2 separate regions of the Homo sapiens genome follow, and region 2 is linked to region 1. Evidence: chromatin loops called from intact Hi-C (ENCODE). Cell type or tissue: PC-9. All regions are shown on one strand.

What was found. Peaks named below come from ENCODE experiments on the same cell type or tissue, not always from the same donor. Only the 100,000 strongest peaks of a DNase experiment are listed, where the experiment ranks them.
Region 2: it touches region 1 in a loop (6-fold over the local background); 27 of 110 quality-filtered maps call a loop at or near these places.

Annotation. Positions count from the first base shown.
Region 1 is chr2:20,105,205-20,109,204 of GRCh38, forward strand. The region is part of intron 2 of LAPTM4A-DT (LAPTM4A divergent transcript); the gene reads left to right. Among named protein-coding and RNA genes, the nearest start is that of LAPTM4A-DT, 55 kb to the left of the region's middle. RefSeq lists an enhancer at 1,604-1,898. In PC-9, a CTCF peak has its summit at 1,774 (motif pointing right); DNase peaks (open chromatin) are centred at 1,737 and 3,617; H3K4me3 peaks cover 1,165 bases; H3K27ac peaks cover 2,073 bases.
Region 2 is chr2:20,229,949-20,233,948 of GRCh38, forward strand. No RefSeq gene overlaps it. Among named protein-coding and RNA genes, the nearest start is that of SDC1, 6.8 kb to the left of the region's middle. In PC-9, a CTCF peak has its summit at 2,248; DNase peaks (open chromatin) are centred at 1,863, 2,593 and 3,103; H3K4me3 peaks cover 1,599 bases; H3K27ac peaks cover 3,249 bases.

The sequences.
Region 1 (4,000 bases):
AACCTGAGTGTCTGCAGCTCGGCCAGAGTAGCTATCGCTGAACTTAGCCTGGGCGGACTCCAGGGATCCTGGGGGAACTTGGACACCCCCTCCATGACTTGTCTCAGCCCCCGCCCTCACCCTCCACAGCTGAGACTGGTACTGCCCAAGCCTCCTGCCCTCCTCCACTCACATGCCTTCTGCTGTTTGTTTCCTGGTGCTCTTCACCCCACCCATCCCCAAGCCCCAATCCTAGCCCCAGCCGCCTGGAGGGAGGCCCACAGGCTCTCCATCAGCCAGTCCCAAGGGGATCCAGCCATGTTCCATAACCTGCCCACTCCTCATTGCTCTCAGGGGATCCAGGGCTGGCTTTGCCCGGGTCTCCTCATACCTGCTAGCATTTTTTGGAGCCGGAGCATTGCTAAGTATTAGCTGTCCCTCCACCCTTTGTCACTGCAAGCGTCCTCCTTAACTCCTTTCCTAACATGCCCGTAGCTATTGCTCCTTACCATCCACGGCACTCACATATCACACTGGGATAGATTTGGCCAGCCTCTGTTTCTCACCATCCTATTTGTATTCTGTTTCTGGGTATTGCCTTAGCCTCCTCAACCAGACTGAGCTCGTGAAAGGCAGGGCTGTGGCTGAGCCTACCCTAGCAGTCCCCACTGAGTGCATGGCCACACACTGAACACATAGGGGTACTGAGAAAATGCCTGCATGGGTAATCTAAAGACGCTGTGTCAGAAGTTGGGGCGAGGGCATGGATAGAGGATGTGGGACTAAAGAGACAGAGGTGGTGTCCTGGTGTGTCCGGAATTGGTTCCTTCTGGTGGGTCCTTGGTCTCACTGACTTCAAGAATGAAGCTGTGGACCCTCACGGTGAGTGCTACCGTTTACTTAAAGATGATATGGCCCAAATTTGTTCCTTCTGATGGTCAGACGTGTCCACAATTTCTTCCTTCTGGTGGGTTCGTGGTCTCACTGGCTTCAGGAGTGAAGCTACAGACCTTCACAGTGAGTGTTAGAGCTCATAAAGGCAGCAAGGACCCAAAAAGTAAGCAGCAGCAGCAAGAGCTCTCCCAAAGAGCAAAGCACCCACAGCATGGAAAAACACCAACGTAAGTTGCCGCTGCAAGCGCGGGTGGCCTGCTTTTATTCCCTTATCTGGCCCCACCCACATCCTGCTGATTGGACCATTTTACAGAGAGCTGATTGGTCCATTTTGACAGAGTGCTGATTGGTGCGTTTACAAACTTTTAGCTAGACACAGAGTGCTGATTGGTGCGTTTACAATCCTTTAGCTAGACACAAAAATTCTCCAAGTCACCACCTGATTAACTAGACACAGAGCGCTAATTGGTGTGTTTACAAACCTTTAGCTAGACAGAAAAGTTCTCCAAGTCCCCACCTGTCCCAGAAGCCCAGCCGGCTTCATCTCTCACTGGGACTCGCTGCTGGACTTTGCAGCACCAAACCCCGGCACTCCGGCAGCCCACAGGGAGCTAGTCCCAGACAATCGAGGAAAAGAAGGGAAGCGAGAAAGAGAGGGAGACCTGCTATTGTGGCCAACGATCCCGCGAAGAGGCAACGGCGGTCCACGAACGGGATTCAGCCTCCCATCAAGCCCAGCCGGCGCTCACCTGGAACCCGCGCAGGCCCGCAAGCACCGTGTTCAGCCCCGGCTCCCGCCCGCGCCTCTCCCTTCCTCCCGCCCGCGCCTCTCCCTCCACACCTCCCCGCCAGCAGAGGGAGCCGTCTCCGGCCTCGGCCAGCCCCAAAGAGGGGCCCCCACAGCGCAGCGGCGGGCTGAAGGGCTCCTCCAGTGCGGCCAGAGCGGACGCCGAAGCCGAGGAAGCGCCAAGAGTGAGGGCTGCTAGCACGTTGTCACCTCTCACTGGGAAGGACACTGAGTTTGCCCTGAAGTTACTGTTACAATAAACATCAGGAAGGAAGAGAAACAGATCAATGTAAAAATAATGAACTATGGGCCGGGTGCGGTGGCTCACGCTTATAATCCCAGCACTTTGGGAGGCCGAGGCTGGCAGATCACGAAGTCAGGAGATGGAGACCATCCTGGCTAACACAGGGAAACCCCGTCTCTACTAAAAATACAAAAAATTAGCCGAGCATGGTGGTACATGCCTATAGTCCCAGCTACTCCGGAGGCTGAGGCAGGAAAATCGCTTGAACGCAGGAAGCAGAGGTTGCAGTGAGGCCGAGATGGCGCCACCTCACTCCGGCCTGGGAGACAGTGCGAGACTCTGTTTCAAAAAAAAAAAAAAAAAAAAAGAACTAAACAGAGTCCCTAACAGGTCACCATCACCAGCTACAGTGACACATTCCCCGTCTGGAGCGGTTGAAACCCATGGAGCAAACAGGGTCCTGAGCAGCCAAGACGGATGTCACAAGCTCCATGCATGAAAGCTTATGCTCTTTACCCTGAGCTGAACCCCTCCGTTCTCTGTACTCAGGAATCCCTGTTTTTATGAACATTTCTAACAAATGCAGGCATCCGGTTTGTAAATACACAAAAAAGATTAGAAGCAACAAATCAGTCTCATTAAACTGCTTTAGGCCAACATTCTGACAGTGCTGAGAGGTGACAGGTGATAGTCTTAGTGAGGGATGAGACTGTTCATCTTTCGAGGGGTAGCCTGAGGCCTCCAGAAGCCCAGCAGCCTGGGGTCATCCAGTGCAGGGCAGAGTCAAACCCAACAAGGCAGTGTCCTCTAAGCCCCTCCTCATTCTGTAGCTCAGTGTGGGAATGGATGTTCACAGTGATTAACGCTGCACAGTGATTAACGCTGAATCATGAAGAAAAGCTAAGTGATGTTCAAGACTCTCTGTTTAAGAAGATAAGGGCCAGATGCAGTGCCTCATGCCTAAAATCCCAGCACTTTAGGAGGCTGAGGCAGGGGATTGCTTGAGCCCAGGGCGTTTGAGACTAGCCTGGGCAACATAGCAACATCCGGTCTCTCAAAAACATTAGCCAGGTGTAGTGGCACATGCCTGTAGTCCCAGCTATTTGGGAGTCTGAGGCAGGAGGATCTCTTGAGCCTGGGAGGTCAAGGCTGCAGTGAGCGGTGATTGTGCCACTGCACTCCAGCTTGGGCGACAGAGCAAAACCTCATCAAAAAAAAAAAAAGAAGAAGAAGAAAAAGAAGAGGGCCGGGTGCGGTGGCTCATGCCTGTAATCCTAGCACTTTGGGAGGCTGAGGTGGGCTCATCACGAGGTCAGGAGATGGAGACCATCCTGGCTAACAGGGTGAAACCCCATCTCTACTAAAAATACAAAAAAAAAAAAAAAAAATTAGCCAGGCATGGCGGCGTGCGCCTGTAGTCCCAGCTACTTGGGAGGCTGAGGCAGGAGAATGACATGAACCCGGGAGGTGGAGGTTGCAGTGAGCCGAGATCGCGCCACAGCACTCCAGCCTGGGCAACAGAGCGAGACTCCATCTCAAAAAAAAAAAAAGAAGAAGAAGAAGAAGAAGATAAGGAAGTGTCTTATTCATTTTAAGTAAATTTTCCTCCAAAACTTATTGGTAGCTTCCATTTCTGGCTTTTCAGGCACTTTGTTTACATGCTCTCATCTGGGAGGTTGCACAAGTTATTGCCATTTCAGAGATGAGGGCAGGTGACTCAGCAAGGGTCCCATGGCTAGTGAGTAAAAGGGCAGGTCTCAGTATCAAGAGTTCTGCAACCAGCTCCACTTCCCCTCGCTGCCTCTGTCCAAGTAACTCAGGCCTCTGAATGCTCCAGGTGCATGCTACTGTCCTGATGTTACAAAATGTCCCCTTCCTCAGATGTCTCCTTTTCTCTGGTCTGTAACCACCATAGCAGCCTGGGGCTGCTGGGTGTGACTTTCATCCCTACTGTATCTCTCCCATTAGCACACATCAGCGCTAGGGATCTTACTTACCACTGATAGCACTTTGGTTTGAGCACCAGATTGCTCCAGATCGCTTCTTCAGGAAGAGATGGCCGAGCGTTACTCCATCACACCCAGAACCCAGAGTTA
Region 2 (4,000 bases), 120 kb after region 1:
GAATGGTGCCTGTGGAGTTGTGCAATGCGGCAGTGCTATGCTGCAGAGACCCTACTGGGAGCCAGGCCCAGGGCTGAGTGCCGGAGATACCAAAGTGAAAACATAAGGTTTTCATTTTCTGTGAGTTCAGTCTTTGGGGAAAAACTGAACTAAACAATCATTATAAAACAAAGAAGTGCGTGCAATACTAACCTGTTCATCAGCAGCAGTAAGGAAATGATGGATTCCGGACGCAGGGATAAAGTTCCCAAAGGTTTCAATGATGAGGAAGGTTGAGGGTGGGTGGGAAGCCATTAGAACCTGTCCGTGGATCAAGAAACAGGATTTGGGCAGTGTATTTGATTCCTGTGGCTGCTGTAATAAATTTCTACAAATTTGGTGGCTTAAAATAGCACCCACTTAGGCTGGGTGAGGTGGCTCATACCTGTAATCCCAGCACTTTGGGATGCCAAGGTGGGTGGATTTCTTGAGCTCAGGAGTTTGAGACCAGCCTGGGCAATATAGTGAGCCCTCACCTCTGCAAAAAAAACAAAACAAAAAAATTAGCTGGGTGTGGTGGCACGCGCCTGTAGTCCCAGCTACTTGGGAGGCTAAGGTGAAAGGATTGCTTGAGCCTGGGAGGTTAAGGCCGCAGTGAGCCAAGATCATGCCACTGCACTCCAGCCTGGGCAACAAAGCAAGACCCTATCTCTAAATAAATAAATAAATAAATAAACACTCATTCTTTTACGGTTCTGGAAGTCAGAAGTCCAAAATCAGTTTCACTGGGCTGAAATCAAGGTGTGGGCAGGTTGGTGCTCCCTCTCAAGGCTCTAGGGAGAATCCATCTCTTGCCCCTTTCAGCCTCTGGTGGCTGCTGGTATTCATTGGCTTGTGGTCCCATCACTCCAGTCATCAAAGCTGGCAGCTTCAAAGCTCTCTCTGCTCCATCTTCACATTGCCTTCTTCTCTGTGTATAGTGAAATCTCCCTCTGGCTGTCTCTTGTAAGAATACAGGACTGCATGCAAGGCCCACTGGAATAATTCCCAATAATCGCCCCTATCTCAAAATTCTTAATCACATCTGCACATCTGCAAAGACCCACCACCACCACCTTGTATTGGTTGTTGTTCTATAAGTTAACATTCACAGGCTCCAGGGGCTGGGATATAGATATCTTTTAAGGGTAATTATTCAGCCTACCGCAGGCAGATAGAGCAGGGAAAGGACATTCCAAACAGGAAACCCAGCAAAGAGCAGGCAAAGAAGCAAGACAGAGCTTCAGGATGTTCAGGAACTGGAAGGAGTCTGAGGTGGGCTGGACTGGCCGGGGCACAGGACCTCTGGCAAGGGCTGGATCAGAGGGAGAGAGCCTGAGCAGTGTGTGCCAGTAACGGGCCGTGCCTAGGCTGGAGGAGCCAGTGGTTTGCATTTTGAAAAGATCCTCTGGCCACTGTGCGAAGGGCAGGCTGCAGGGAGGGAGACTGTGGGCTGGGACACCCTATGCAGGGGCCGTGAAGGTACAATGTGGGGAGCCAGGATTGAATAATATGGAGGAGGTGGGATGCGATGAGGCTTGGAGAAGGATGAAGGAGAGGAACAGTGCAATGTGGAAAATCCTTGGTGAGGGTCCATTTCCACCTGGTTTACGTAAACAGCTAGCGTCAGAGGGGCCGAATCAGTGTGTAAAGTGGCTGCCTAGGCTGGGGCAGCACTGGGTGCTGAAGTCCTTTGGTAGATCACCCCGGGGCTCGTGACTCAGTTCTAGGCTGCCTCAAGGATGAGCCTTTGTTGCCTTTGTTGGAAGCTTGGACAGGAAGCTCTCCAGCAGGGAGGAGTGCCAACACCAGCCACACCCTCCCAGGTGCAGCTAGGCCCAGTCACCCTGAGCAATTTCCTGGAGTGAGGCCACTCGCCACTGGCTCACACTAGCCCCTGCCCTGCAGGGCATCATCAAGGATCTGGAGTCTGAGCAGCACCAGGCTCTCTGTGACTCAGCCCCTGTGGGGAAGGGGAGCCCGTGCTGGTGCTCTTCGGGCTGGAGCAGGGAAGTAGCTCCCCCTGTCCCACCTCACCTGCTTTGCTAGGGACAGACTTTTTTTTTTTTTTTTTTTTGAGACAGAGTCTTGCTCTGTCACCCAGACTGGAGTGCAGTGGCACAATCTCGGCTCACTGCAACCTCCACTGCCCGGGTTCAAGTGATTCTCCTGCCTCAGCCTCCTGGGTAACTGGTATTACGGGTGCCTGCCACCACACACGGATAATTTTTGTATTTTTAGTAGAGATGGGGTTTCACCATGTTGGCCAGGCTGCTCTTGGACTCCTGAGCTCAGGTCATCCACCCGCCTTGGCTGCCCAGGGACAGACTCTACAAAGCCCTGCTAATTGCTGCATGCAATATGCTGTTTGTGAGGGGAGGGGCGGGGGGGGGGGAGCTGGGAGGAGTTGTTGTTGTTTTGATTTTTTTTGAGACAAGGTCTCACTCTGTCACCCATGCTGGGGTAGTGCAGTGACGTACATAATCACAGCTCACTGCAACCTCTGCCTCCTGGGCTCAGGTGATCTTCCCCACCCAGCCTCCACAGGCACATACCACCATGCCTGGCTAATTTGTGTATTTTTTGTAGAGATGGGGTTTTGCCATGTTGCCCAGCCGGTTCTTCTACACATTCTTTGAGCTACTTTAGCTGTGTGACTTCAGGCAAGCAGTAACCTCTTTGCTCTTTAATTTGTTCCTCTGTGAATTGGAGAAATACTAGTACCTACCTCAAAGAGTCAAAAGCATTGAATGAGCTAAGCCCTCCATAGGGCCTGGCACACACGTGTAAGTGCCCCCTGCATGCTAGTGATGCCGTGGATACCCACAGTGGGATTCACTGGGAGAGGCAGATAGACTCATTTTAGGCAAGTTCCTAAGCATTCTGACATAATACATATAAAACACTTAGCACTTTACCTGGCACAAGGTAGGACCCTAGAAATCATAGAGAAGTTGGAGATTCTAAAGCCCGCAGGGGAGAATCTGGGCTGGGCTCTGAAGAGATTCCTGAGCTCACCGCAGCCAGGATGTATAAGTCATAGTGTTATGTCAGCGCTCATACCTGTGTGTAGCACATGTGCACGCACCTTCACGCACACAGGTGTGCCTCACCTCCAGCCCCAGGATGCATATGCAAATTCATGTAACAGATGAGTAACTGAGTTCACTCAACAGGTGAGAAAGTGACTTTGCATTCCCTAGGAATGGGACAGAGGTTGCAAAGGGACAGCCCCTAGGGCTGCATTTGGCCTGTAGAAGTGTTTTGCCTTTAAACTATTTTATTTTGTTTTCTTTTTTTTGTTTTTGTTTTCCCCTTATGCTATTTTTTTTTTTTTTTTGAGATTGAGTTTCGCTCTGTCACCCAGGCTGGAGTGCAGTGGCACAATCTCGGCTCACTGCAACCTCTGCCTCCTGGGTTCAAGTGATTCTCCCGCCTCAGCCTTCCGAGTAGCTGGGACTACAGGTATCCGCCATCACACCCAGCTAATTTTTGTATTTTTGTAGAGATGGGGTTTTACCATGTTGGCCAGGCTGGTCTTGAACTCCTAACCTCAGGTGATCTGCCTGCCTTGGCCTCCTAAAGTGCTGGCACCCAGCCTACACCATTTTAAAAAGGAGATTTCCATCGGAGAATTGCATGTAAGAATCAAGATTTCTGACTTTTCGGCCAGGTGTGGTGGCTCACGCCTGTAATCCCAGCACTTTGGGAGGTCGAGGCAGGTGGATCGCCTAAGGTCAAAAGTTTGACACCAGCCTAGCCAACATGGTGAAACCCCGTCCCTACTAAAAATACAAAAATTAGCCGGGTGTGGTGGCAGGAGCTTGTAATCCCAGCTACCCGAGAGGCTGAGGCAGGAGAACCACCTGAACCCGGGAGGCAGAGGTTGCAGTGAGCCGAGATCGCACCACTGCACTCCAGCCTGGGCGACAAGAGCGAAACTCTGTCTCAAAAAAAAAAAAAAAAAAAAAAATTCCGACTT